Regions from separate parts of the Homo sapiens genome. Here region 2 is linked to region 1. Evidence: chromatin contacts called from ENCODE Hi-C data. All regions are on one chromosome and are shown on one strand. The core of a region is the stretch at or near the end of the contact, and the rest is flanking DNA. Distances in the headings are between cores, read along the strand shown. Region 1 overlaps XRCC5 (X-ray repair cross complementing 5). Region 2 overlaps PNKD (PNKD metallo-beta-lactamase domain containing).

Region 1 (6,207 bases), core at 357-2,856:
GGGAGTTTCCTTACATGTACTCACATACAACTTCACCTACCACTAGAGTCTGATATTTTTTCTTCCCTCGTTTTGGCCCCTTCACTAGATATTACAGTTTTTATCGGAAACAAGAGGCAGTAAAAAGTAATGTTTAAAAGCACAATCTCTAGAGACAGATGGCTTGGGTTTGTATCCTTGCTCTGCCATGTCATTTACTAACCTTCTGATGTTGAACAAGTCCCTCAACTTGTTTGTGACTAGTTCAGTTATCTTTTGCTGTGTAATAAACTACCCCAAAATGTAGTGTCTCAAGTAACATTTTAAAAATTCATCATTCATGGTTCTGTGGGATGACTGGGTTGCTCAGTTGGGTGATTCTCTATTGAGGCCTCTTACGCAGTTGCAATCAGATGGCAGCTGGGGCTGGAGTCACCCAAAGGCTCAACTGGACCAGATGTCCAAAATGGCTCACTCACATGGCTGGAAGACGATGCTTTCTAGTGGCTGTGAGCTCAGTTGGGGCTGTCCGTTAGAATCTCTACATGTGGTTTCTGTATAGTTTCAATTTTCACATGAAGCAGCTGGTTCTAAGGAGTATCCCAAGAATGGGTTTTCTATGAGACCCTGCCTATGTGGCTTCTTAAGACCTATTTTTAGAAGCCCCAGAAAGTCATTTCTGTTTTCTGTTAGTCAAGCAAGACACTAAGGTTAGGTCACATTTAAGGGAGGAGAATTAGACTCCCTCTCTTGATAAAAAGAGTAGCCTGCAAATACAAGGAGAGAAAGAACGGATGGTGGCTATCTTGGAGGTTAGCTACTACAGTGCCTCAGTGTCCCATGTGTAAAATGAGAATAATGATACCTGTCACATAGGGTAGTTTTGAAGAATAAAAGAATTAATGTAGATAAAGTGCTTAGAATAGTGCTTGGAATATTGTAAACACTATGTAAGCATCAGCTGTTTTTATTTCTGCCCCTTCTACTTGGTATGACTGCCACTTTTGCTAAGTCCATGAGTTCCTGCTTCTTTCATTGTCTACTGCTGCTCCTCCTGGACACTTCTGTTTCTTCTGTGTGTTTACACTTCCGTTGGGCACTAGTACTTCCCACCTGTCATTCTAGATTTTTAAAAATCTTGATGACCTGGAGTCCTTGAGGTGTTGTGTCAAGGAAGGTGCTCTAACCCTGTTCTTGGTTATAGTTGTGTTGGTGGAATTCAAGTAGTGTGGCTGTCCCCTGGTATGCTGTTAGAGAAGGTAAGTAGACATGAGCAGGGCAGGAGAGAGGGCCCCCGAGAATGTTGGGCATTTGTGAAGCCATGGTTAGGCAATTAGAAATCCGTCCCTCTGAAGTGATGAGCAGGGCAAGGGAGGGGCCCCAAAGCTGTCAGGTTATCATCGAGGGGAAGACAGGCGGGCATAAAACTATCACTGTAAGGTAATAAGTGGCCATGATTGGTGTCAGGAATTACAGGAATCTTAACAGACAGAAAACACCTGGAGTTAGCAAGCTATAATCCTTAAGGTTTCGAGCATGCGCAGTAAAAGAGCAAGATGGTGAACTTTAACTGGTATAAAAGCTGCCTCTGGGGGCGCTCGACCAATAATGCCGAGTTGCCGCTACTGAGCATGCGCATGACTAGTAACCACACTACGCATGCGGCCCCCTCTTAAGCAGTAGCAGGGCTAGTGCGCATGCGTTGATTAATTCGGGCTGCTCAAGGGAGGAACAAAGGAGACTGGAAGCCCGGGAAAAGATGGCGCCGGTGGTTGGGGGGCGGGGCGGTCTAAAAACTAAACAAAGAAGGGCGCAGGGCACTTGATTTTTCACGTGGCCCTCTTGGTTCTCTTCCAAGTGTACTCTGCTTTCTCCAGTAAACTCTCACTTTGCTTAAAATAAATTTTTCCTCCTGCTTTAAACCTTGCTTATGTCTGTCGTTTCAATTGTTTACTTCGAGAAGACCAAGAACCGAGATTACTGCGGAGTCGCCACTCCGGAGTTTCTCTGGATAACTGCCGACTTACACCCCAGTAACAAGAGTATAGGTGTTTTTTTGTTTGTTTGTTTTTGTTGTAGAGAGAAAGAGTCAGAATCAGGAAGTCAGAATCAGGAACTTAGTGCCAGTCCCATACTACATTCAGAATTTCCTCCCCTCCCATGACTGAGATTTTGTCTAGGGCAAGATTACCTTGCCTTAAGATGGATGCTTGTCTAGGCGGCAGATACCTGCCCAGCCAGTATGCTACGCATGCTTGAATCCAGCAGCAGGCACCCAGACACCGTTAGTCCATGTACAACTGGGAATTGTTGTGTTGTTTACAGACTAAAGGATTAAACAGACCCTACAAAAATGAAGAATGACAGAATTCCATTATCTCTCCATACAGCACTCTTCCCCATCAATGTAAAAAGGCTTATGTTAATAATTAGACAGGACTGTCTTTTGTGTCAGATACTATTTTTTGTTTTTATATTTCATTATGAAATATTTCATAAAATAGGCAAATATGGAGAATATACAGGTAACCAATTTTCCCATTGTCTTATGCTGTAAATCCTAATGTTTCATATTTGTTTGATTTTTTTTTTAATAAAGTGTTACAGATAAACCTGGAGGCCCTTCCTTACCCTTTTTTTCTCTTCTCCTTTTCTCAGGATTTTGGTAGTTATTACCATGTATATTTTATACTTGGACATAAGTATATATTCATAAATACTTAGTATTGTATAAAGCTGTCAAAAGTGTAAATGGTTTTATATGCTACATGTAATTCTGCAGCATATCTTTTATCAACTTATTTTAGATCTATTCATGTTGATACGTGTTGCACAAATTTATTCATTTTTACTGGAGTATGATATTTCGTTGTATAAATATTCTGCAATGTATTTTTGCATTCTCCTGTTTGATAGTTTGCTTCCAGTTTTTGCCCTATCATAAACAGTGCTGAAGTGTAAACTTCCTATCTGTACATAATTTTTCTAGGGTATACTGTATATGCCTGCCCCTGAAATTGCTGGGATATAGGCTATCCTGCACTTTTTTTTTTAACCTCTGGAAAATTTAAACCTTAGACATTCCATAAAGACATACTAAAATCTTTTCACATTACCCATTTTTGGTTCTCTCATTGAGAATTAGAGTTTGATTTCGCTGGAAATCATCAAGAACACTTACTACCCTCCTATTTCCACACCTCAACTTCTGCTGAAATGAAGGGTGAGACTTATGGTCAATGAAAAACATCTGTTCAGAACCTAAGAATTGTCATTGTCTGTAAGTCTCATGTTTCATCCCGCCCAATACTATATGGCCCCAGGGACCTGCCATAGGGAGGTCTGGTTGTCCTGCTCCCTGAAGGTTAGGTATTTTATTGCTTCCAGATTGTTCTAATATGGTTTTCAGCCATCTGACATTTTTTTCTAGGTGTTTGCTGAGAACAAGGATGAGATTGCTTTAGTCCTGTTTGGTACAGATGGCACTGACAATCCCCTTTCTGGTGGGGATCAGTATCAGAACATCACAGTGCACAGACATCTGATGCTACCAGATTTTGATTTGCTGGAGGACATTGAAAGCAAAATCCAACCAGGTTCTCAACAGGCTGACTGTATCCTTTTTCTGCCAGAGAAGACTTTAAGAAATTTCCTTTATTCTGGGAATCGTACAGCAGTTTGATGAGACACCCCCAGAGTTTCAGCTATGAGTATATGGGTATATTTTGCTCTGAGGAGGGGGAGGTAATGTGTTAATAGGGTTTAATGTGAAATTAATCAGTTTAAAACAGTGCCTGGGCTCCCAGCCCTCCACTCACTTCCCTGTTCTCTGCATGGGTGATACTGAGAGGTTGGGAGGCATAGGAAGGGGGAAGATCCTAGGGAGTATATGTGAGCATTGACTATATGCAGAGGGTTTTAGTGGTGCTCGTTAGAAATGTTTGGAGGCGGATAGAAAATATTTTTAGAAGAGCATCCTCCCAATGTTCTCTCCTTTTTTTCTGGATGGAAGATGTTTTTGTGCCAGAAATCAGATTGATACCCAAAGTGAGATTTCCAGTTTACTCCACAGGTCCCCTAATTTTAAGGGATCATCACTCTTGTTCTTTTTCTAATCAGTTAGTAGTGCTATTCCTGATCACTGGGAAGTGCTGTTGTGTTAGGAGTGACTTGCAAATGCTACATTATGGTTCGCTTCATATTTAAGAATGGACTGTGGCCACCAAGAATGGGTTCTAGATACTATTAAATGACATAATTTTTGGTTAAATGAATGCAATGTGTTAGATTACCTTTTGTTTATATTTCTTGGTTGTTTTTGGCAGAATATATAGTTTGATATATAGAATGTATGAATATATGTTAGTGAACTTTGGAAGAAGGGCACTCAGGCAAGTACTTTAAGTCATCACATAGTTCAGTGTCCACAATTTCCAGCACGGTGGACTTCATTGGAAAGAGTTGCGTGTTCACATGAAGAGACTGTTTGGTGATATCCCTATCCTTAACTAGCTGAGTCCTGGATGCACTAATCGTGAGCATGGATGTGATTCAACATGAAACAATGTAAGTGTTCCAAGGAAGAGAGCTGGAAGAGAATCTTTTTGCAAAAATTGTATGGGTTAATGTATTGAATGTATTTTGTGATTCATTGTTAATCAAGCTGCATGTTTGTGTGACAAGAGAAACATTTTATAGAATTGAATGGTTCAGTCCAACCTCTCTGTTTTTTAAAAGTTTTAAAAGGGGAAGGGCTGTACTCGGTGATTATTTCTCTGGAAGAAATAAAACATTTGGCTTATTTCAGTTTACTTCCTATTAGACTTAAGCTGATTACCAGGAATTTTAAAAAACACTAAGTGGTATAAGCCATATGTCATTGATATTAAGTGCATGGTAACTCTGGCCAACTTCCCTTTTTTGTTGTGTGTGTGTATGTTTTTTGTTGTTTTTTTTTTTTTGAGTTGGGGTCTTGTTCTGTCACCCAGACTAGAGTGCAGTGGTGCCAATATAGCTCACAGCAACCTCAGCTTGATCTCCTGGGCTCAAGAGATCCTTGCATCTCAGCCTCCTGAGTAGCTGGGACTACAGGTGCACACCCAAGTCCAGCTAATTTTAAAATTTTTATTTTTGCAGAGACGGTCTCACTATTTTGCCCAGGTTTTCTCAGACTCTTGGCTTCAAGCAGTCCTCCTATCTTGGCCTCCCAAAGTGTTAGGATTACAGGCATGAACCACCATGCCTGGCCTGCTTCCTAATTCAGTATTTATTTAATTATTGTGCCTTGGAAGTGTATCTCTGGAGACATATATGTGCATGTACACATACCTCTTGCCTGTCAGGAAAATCATTTGCACTAAAATCCCAGACCTAAATCTGTGTAATCATTTCTCAATCTCTGTACATCCTCTGCCAAATCTTGCCACACAAAATCTGTGCATGGAGTCAGAGCAGGATATTTAGAAAGTGAACCTGAGCAAGGCTGAAGTTAGAGTATGCTGGGAGAATTCTTTGTTTACATTCTGCCTATGTGGAGGCTGGGAAGGGATATTTTTTCATCACATTTGAGTTCGGAATCCAGAAACATAACATTTCCATAATACCCAGACATTTTGGCCAAGATGTTCAAAGTATAAAGTGTATCAGGGTTGATTATGAATTTAATAAGAACTTAATTGGACTACTAGAATGTAATCACATTTATTAACTCTAGATCCATTTCTAAGCTTCTCTCCTCAGTGACCAAGTGTATTTGAATTTGTAGAAAAATAATTCAGGAGAATGATTTCTTAATATGATAACTCTCTCTTTTAGAGGAAAGAAGTTTGAGAAGAGGCATATTGAAATATTCACTGACCTCAGCAGCCGATTCAGCAAAAGTCAGCTGGATATTATAATTCATAGCTTGAAGAAATGTGACATCTCCCTGCAATTCTTGTAAGATCCTAAGAATAATGCATGTAGACAAATCCTATGATTTCCTAATATAGTGAATGGGCCCTCTGTATAGAGTACTTGGTTTATGGGAATTTTCGCTTTCTGCTCCAAGGCTGAATCTGTCAGATGACTGACTACTCAGCAAACATTTGCTGGTTACTCTCTGTGTTCTAGGAACTGTTCTGAGTGGTCGTGACAAAAAGATGAAAGTCAGTGATCCAGAAGAATTGAGCTTAGTGGCAGATCATTGTTTAGTGTTCTTAGACTCAAAGAATTGAGGATTAGAAGAAC
Region 2 (6,461 bases), core at 3,357-5,856, 2.2 Mb after region 1:
AGGCAGAGGTTGCAGTGAGCCAAGATTGCGCTATTGCACTCCAGCCTGGGTGATAAGAGTGAAACTCCATCTGAAAAAAAAAAAAAAAAAGGAAACTGTTACTTAAGTCAGGAATGGATTACTTCTCTGCTCAAACTCCTCCGGCGAGTTCCCACCTCTCTCATGAAGTCCAAGTCCATTCGAAGAGTGGCTTCAGGGCCCTCTGTGACCTGCCCATCCTTACCACATCTTTTAGCACCCTTCAGCCTGTTCCTCTGTCTCAGCCACAGCTGGTGGCCTCTCCACGGTGCTTCAGTCCTAGCTGAGAGGTCTGGGCTAATTCTGTTTCTGCCGGTCGTAATCCCAGGCCTCAAATACACCAAGACAACCCTACCATCAGGCCTTTCTGTGGCTCCACATGGCTTGCTGCCTCACTTCCTTCAGGTCTCTGCTCAAATTTTGCCTTATTTGAGAGCCCTGCCCTGACCACCTCACATAAAAATAGCACCACCCTCACCCCTGCACCCTGTCCCCTCTCTGGCTTTATGTTCACCCTAGTTCACATCACCATGGGACACACTAAATGTTGATTGTTTTTCTCCCCCAACCAGAATATGGCTACACAGGGGGAGAAACTTTGTTCAAGACTGTATCCCAGATTCCAGAACAGTGCCTGGCACCTAGGTGGCCCTTACTAAATGCCTCTGAATGATCCTTTTGTAATTCCTAAGTATGACTGGGTTTTCACACACATAGGTAAGATGCACCTCCCTCAAACCTTGTGATGATGTCAGCACGGTATCCGTCTGATGTGAAAGAAAAAAAGTTTCTGAATGAATGCATGCGTGCATGAATAAATGAATGAAAAGCTTGGCTCAGGTGCCCTTTTCTCCATGAAGCCTGCCCGGCCTCCTCAGTCAAAATGAACCTCTGTCTCCAGACCGCCCCCAGCACTGTCTTCCCTCTTCGAGCTTCCCGTGCGCATTCTTGCTTGTACTGGAGTTAGGTGTTCACGGACCGGCCTTCCTGACTGCTCTGTGTTCCTAAGGGGCCTTGGGGCCGGGCACAGTGGCTCACACCTGTAATCCCAGCACTTTGGGAGGCCAAGGCAGGTGGATTTCTTGAGGCCGAGAGTTTGAGACCAGCCTGGTCAACATGGCGAAACCCCATCTCTACTAAAAGATACAAAAATTAACTGGGCATGGTCACGCACCCCTGTAATCCCAGCTACTCAGGAGGCCGAGGCAGGAGAATCGCTTCAAACTGGGAGGCAGAGGTTGCAGTGAGTGGAGATCGCGCCACTGCACTCCAGCCTGGATGACAGAGCAAGACTCTGTGTCAAAACAAACAATCAAGCAAAAACTAAGGGGCCTTGGAGCAGACCCGGCTCCACTAGAACCCTGTGTCCTTGGTGGCCCTCTGGGACCCTCAGGCCTAGCTCAGGGAGCATGATCGAATCAGGAAGGCCTGGGATTGCGATGAGCGAGGAGAGAAGGGGAAAGCCACAAGAAACAAACCAAAACTAAACAAAGCCCAGAGCCCTTGGCGGGCAGGTGGCCTGGGATTACACACATGGAGACAGAACTAGCCAAGGCCTCCCAGCCAGGGCTGAGACCATGGAGAGGCCACCAGCTCTTACTGTGCTTCTGGTCCTAGCCAAGAGCCCTCAGCAGCCCCTCCCCTTCCGTCAGTGACAGATGGGCGTCCTCTGGAGAGGGCTGTGAAGTCTGGGGAAGAACCTGTCCTGGGATGGGCAGGGCGATGGCAGACCCTGACCTGGGGATCTCCTCTTTTGACCACGGAGCAGCCCTGTCCCTCTCCTGTGCATGCGGAAGTCCCCACGCCCCCAGGCATGCTGGCAACTTCGGGGAAACCCTTACCCTCAAGGGCTTTTTAGCTGTTTTGTTATCTTCTTCAGTTTCCTCAGTTTTGAGAATGCACAAAACATGGAGCTGCTCTCTGCATTCCTGAGGGGCCTCTAAGCAGACCTCGGGTCCCATAGAACACTGTGTCCTGGTGGCCCTCCAGGTCCCTCAGCTCTCAGACAGGCACTTTCAGTTCTGTTTCATTAGGAGTGCCCTGTCGTTGGTGAGATGCAGAGCCTGGGCAGTCTGGGTCCTGAGGACATGAAGGGAGAAACCAGAACAGTCCCCGGCCAGGCCCCACCAGCCTGAGCTTGCCTGTTGGGTCCCAGTGGAGTCTGGGGCCTTGTGGGATCGGGGGGACATTTAAGGGGTGTAGGAGGAAGGGAGGAGTCAAGGCAGGTGACCCTGGCAATAGGGGCTTTCCAGATCATTCTGTGGGAGGCAGAGCCCCTGTTATGCTGCTCCCCTGCCTTCCACCCTCCTTCCTACTCCCCCTGGCCTGAGGCCGGCCCTGGGCCTAGCTGGGACAGAGGCTTGAAAACCTTCAGGCTTCTCTCAGGGCTGCCCAGGATGGTGAAATGGCCCCACGGAGGAGAGAAGAGCTTCATTGTGTGTTTTCCACTGTGTGCCAGAGGGAGGGGCGTCTGGGGGGGCAGTGGCTCACTGTCCCCAGCTGTCCCACATTGCCTCCCACGGGGCTGGAGGCTCACATTCAGATACCAGAGACACCAACTGCTGGCTCACTGAGGCAAGGAGTGGAAGGTGCACTTTGACCCTACACTGGAGGTGCTGGTGCTGTCTGCAGCTGTAACCCCACAGGGAGGGTCCCTTGGGGCAGCTGCCACTTGCCCAGGCTGGCTGCTCCCCATCTTGCAGAATGGTTTTTCTGCCTCCCACCTAAGTCCCAGAGGACCAATTGGGAAATTTTATTTTCTTTTTGGTGAGGTGATGATGGGTAGTTCCTGTCCCCAGAACTGCTGAATCAAAATCTAGGAAGAGGGAGGAGGAGAAGAAGGTCAGAATCTTTTTGTTTAACCAGCACCCCCAGATCATTCTAATATAGGTGGGCCAAGGCCCATCTTAGAGAAGCACTGTCCTGGATCCCAGCTTGCTGACTGTGCCTGGGAAGCCCATGGAGAGAGCGTGAACCCACATCTGGGCCTAGGGCATCAGTATTTTCTTGTGAGTCACATGAACTTACTGGCCCAGCCTGCAAGGGAGCACTCAATTTGACAGAAAGGGAAACTGAGGTTAGGGGAGTGAGTTCCTGCTTCTTGCCTCCAGCAACAGAAGAAGCCGTATCTCTGGTAATGGCTTAAGAAACCAGGGGCCATAACATGGGGCAGTGACATCCTGGGAAGGTGGGACGGGGGATTGAAGACAGAAGGGCACAGGTTCCAGCCGGACATGGTGGCTGATGCCTGTAATCCCAGCACTTTGGGAGGGCGAGGCAGGTGGATCACCTGAGGTCAGGAATTCAAGACCAGCCTGGCCAACATAGTGAAACCCGTCTCTACTAAAAATGCAAAAAATGTGGTAGTGGGCACCTGTAATCCCAGCTACTTCGGGAGGCTGAGGCAGAAGAATCGCTTGAACCCGGGAGGCGGTGGTTGCAGTGAGCTGAGATCATGCCATTGCACTCCAGCCTGGGCAACAAGAGCGAAGCTCTGTCTCAAAAAAAAAAACCCAAAACAAATATACAGGATTGTTTTGCATGCTTTTTATTTTTATTTTTATTTATTTATTTTTTTATTTTAGAGGGAGTCTTGCTCTGTCACCCAGGCTGGAGCGCAGTGGCACAATCTTGGCTCACTGCAACCTCTGCCTGCCAGGTTCAAGCAGTTCTGCCTCAGTCTCCCAAGTAGCTGGAATTACAGGCTTGCACCATCATGCCCGGCTAATTTTTGTATTTTTAGTAGAGACGGGGTTTCACCATATTGGTCAGACTGGTCTCCAACTCCTGACCTCAGGTGATCCATCCACCTCGGCCTCCCAAAGCACTGGGATTACAGGCGTGAGCCACCGCGCCCAGCCATGCTTTTGTATTTTTAATGAATATAGTCATATTGTTTTCTCTGTGGTATGTCTCAGCATAACAATACGTGCTTGAGCTTTGTGAATGTTGAAACCTGTTGCTCTAGATCATGTGTTTCCCTTGCTGTGCAGTTTTCCAAGGTCTGAGTATGTTGGGATTTATTTGTACATTTTGCTGGTGGCAGTCATTTAGGGGGTTTCCGCCCTTTCACTCTTGGGAGCACGGGATTATCACTGGGCGGTACAGGAGGGGAGGAGGCAGTCCCTGCTGTGGTCTCAGTTTCCAGAAGGCCTGACTGGAAGTTGGACATTTGCTAATAAGCAGTGAGGAGCCACTGAAGACTTTTGAGCAGGAGCAAGTCTCAGCAAAATGCGGCGCTTTAGGAACTTCTTTTTGCCAGTGCTTTGCAGTTTGGGTTGGAGGTAGAGAGCTGGGGGACAGAGGCTCTTGTAAGGCCCTAGGTGAGTTTCCAGGGCCTGTTCTCACAGGTGAGGCTGCGCTGGGGGCAGTGGAAGGCAAAATTGAGAGGGATCCTGTTTTGGTTGCATATGCCAGGGAGAGGGCTAAATGCAACTGCGAGGACAGGGGGCCTTTCCCAGAAAGAGAAGAAGCAGGATGGGGAGCTGACCATGGGGACTGTCACTCACCAATTCTGCAGGCAGATGGAGGGAGAGCCTAAGCTAAGTGGCTTAGAGAGTCCTGTGGAAGCCCTTGGCAGGGCAGGGCACAGGGCTGGGGAGAGCCACTAGGTCCTCAGGCTGCTCTCCCCTTCCCTTCCTCCTTCCCCATCTCAGCCCTGCCTTCTCCTGCTTTGCCCAAAGATCAAGACCTCAGGCCAGCAAGGACTGCAACCTGTCCCTAGCCCACATCCAAGCCAGGCACAGGTCTCCCATCCCCCTGCCACCCCACCCTCTCCACCTTCAGCACCCCCTCTATCCAGGCCCCTGTCTCTCTCCCACCTGGATGACTCGGTACCTCCTGCCCCTTTTCTCCACTCAGCAGCCCAGTGAGCTCTCAGAAAGGGAGTCTGATCCTGTGCACCCTGTTCTAACAACCACCAGCCATTTTCCACTCTCTGCATGGCCTGGCCCCTGCCCACCTCACCAACCCCTTCTCCAGCACTGTTGGTCCCTCCAGCCCTGCCCAAAGACTCCGAGGCCTCCTGACAATTCCTAAAATTCCACACTCCTCCTGCCTTGGTGCCACATCACCCAGAACCGTCCATGCCGCTGGCTCGGTCTTGCAGTTTCCAGCACGAATGTCACCCTCTGGGGACGAGGCCTTCCCTGGGCACCCTGTCTACAGTAGGGCCTCTTCCCTTCCGGCCACTCTTTTCCACCCCCAGCCATAGTTACTGGCAGTTTGCTGACTAATCCGGTTTCTGGTTTAATGTCTGTTGGCCCTCCCTTTCCCCACATTACAAGCTCCCCGAAAGCAGGACCCCTTCTGCCTTGTTTCTGCTGTCTCCACTGTGTCCATCATGCACAGTATTTGCCAGATACAGCGAGTGACAAGGAGGGGCCTTGTTTACTGCGGCTTCTTGGTGCAGAGTCCCTGCCCGCACAGATCTGTCCTTTCTTAGGGACAGAACCTGGGAACACGTAGTCAGCATTTAGTAAGGGGAGGCGGGGAGCTTATCACCCCTCCCAGATGTGCATGACCCTGCTCTAGCAGCTGGGAGGACTTCCTGGCTGAATTTGGGAAGGAAACAACAGTTGCTAAACATCTTCCACTTGCCAGGCTCTCGGCTGAGTGCTTTACATTAGTTTTCTTATTTTAGGCACTTAATCTTCACACAGTCCTTCGGGGTAAGTCACAGCATTGCCATGTTATAGATGAGGAACCTCATCTGTGAAACTCATGACTTGCCCAAGGTCACAGAGTCAACAGGGGCCAGGCTATGATGGGAGCCCAGATCTTTCTGTTGCCAGAGCCTCTGTTCTTTCCATAAGCCCATGTAGCGAGAAATGAAGACAGGAATGGGACTCAGGCATCGGTGCAAGGTGGTGTCTGTCAGAGGAAAGGGTGATTTTATTTAATTTTATTTTTTAACTTTTCATTTTGGGCCAGGCGCCGTGGCTCACACCTATAATCCCAACACTTTGGGAGGCCAAGGCGGGTGGATCACCTGAAGTCAGGAGTTCCAGACCAGCTTGGCCAACATGGTGAAACCCTGTCTCTACTAAAAATACAAAAATTAGCCGGGCGTGGTGGCGGGCACCTGTAATAGCAGCTTCTAAGGATGCTGAGGCAGGAGAATTGCTTAAACCCGGGAGATGGAGGTTGCAGTGAGCCGAGATCATGCCACTGCACTCCTGCCCGGATGACAGAGCAAGTCTCAGTCTAAAAACAAACAAACAAACACAACTTTTCATTTTGAAATGATTTCAGACTTGTCAAAATAGTATATAGCATTCCCATATGCCTCTCGCCCCTGAATACTATCGTCTTTCATAATCACAGTACAGTCATCAAAACCAAGAAATTAACATCAATACTATCCTATGAAGTATTCTCAGAGCTTACTCAAATTCACTATTTTTCCCTGCTGTTGCCCTTTCTCTGATCTAGAATCCAGTCCA

Evidence for each region. Hi-C counts contacts between places; a loop is a spot of excess contacts on that map. Pooled maps may share reads with other maps.
Region 2: a pooled map shows a loop between it and region 1 (3-fold over the local background). The contact joins two enhancer-like sites. A Hi-C loop is called at or near these places in 3 of 50 pooled maps.

What each region holds. Positions count from the first base shown.
Region 1 is chr2:216,113,250-216,119,456 of GRCh38, forward strand. XRCC5 (X-ray repair cross complementing 5) reads left to right here. Exons shown (of 21, transcript NM_021141.4): 3 at 3,410-3,593; 4 at 4,497-4,545; 5 at 5,794-5,916. Among named protein-coding and RNA genes, the nearest start is that of XRCC5, 7.0 kb to the left of the region's middle. RefSeq lists enhancers at 970-1,039, 1,457-1,751, 1,477-1,771, 1,655-2,587, 1,930-1,979. Within about 2 kb of position 1,607, at least 17 of the 41 ENCODE cell types and tissues checked have a DNase peak (open chromatin) inside an H3K27ac peak, as active enhancers do.
Region 2 is chr2:218,327,890-218,334,350 of GRCh38, forward strand. The region is part of intron 2 of PNKD (PNKD metallo-beta-lactamase domain containing); the gene reads left to right. It overlaps CATIP-AS2 (CATIP antisense RNA 2), which reads right to left. Exons shown (of 4, transcript NR_125777.1): 3 at 1-70. It overlaps LOC124906179 (small nucleolar RNA U13), which reads left to right and starts at 691; the gene lies at 691-791. RefSeq lists enhancers at 1,746-1,955, 1,785-2,611, 2,696-2,745. Within about 2 kb of position 4,607, at least 4 of the 41 ENCODE cell types and tissues checked have a DNase peak (open chromatin) inside an H3K27ac peak, as active enhancers do.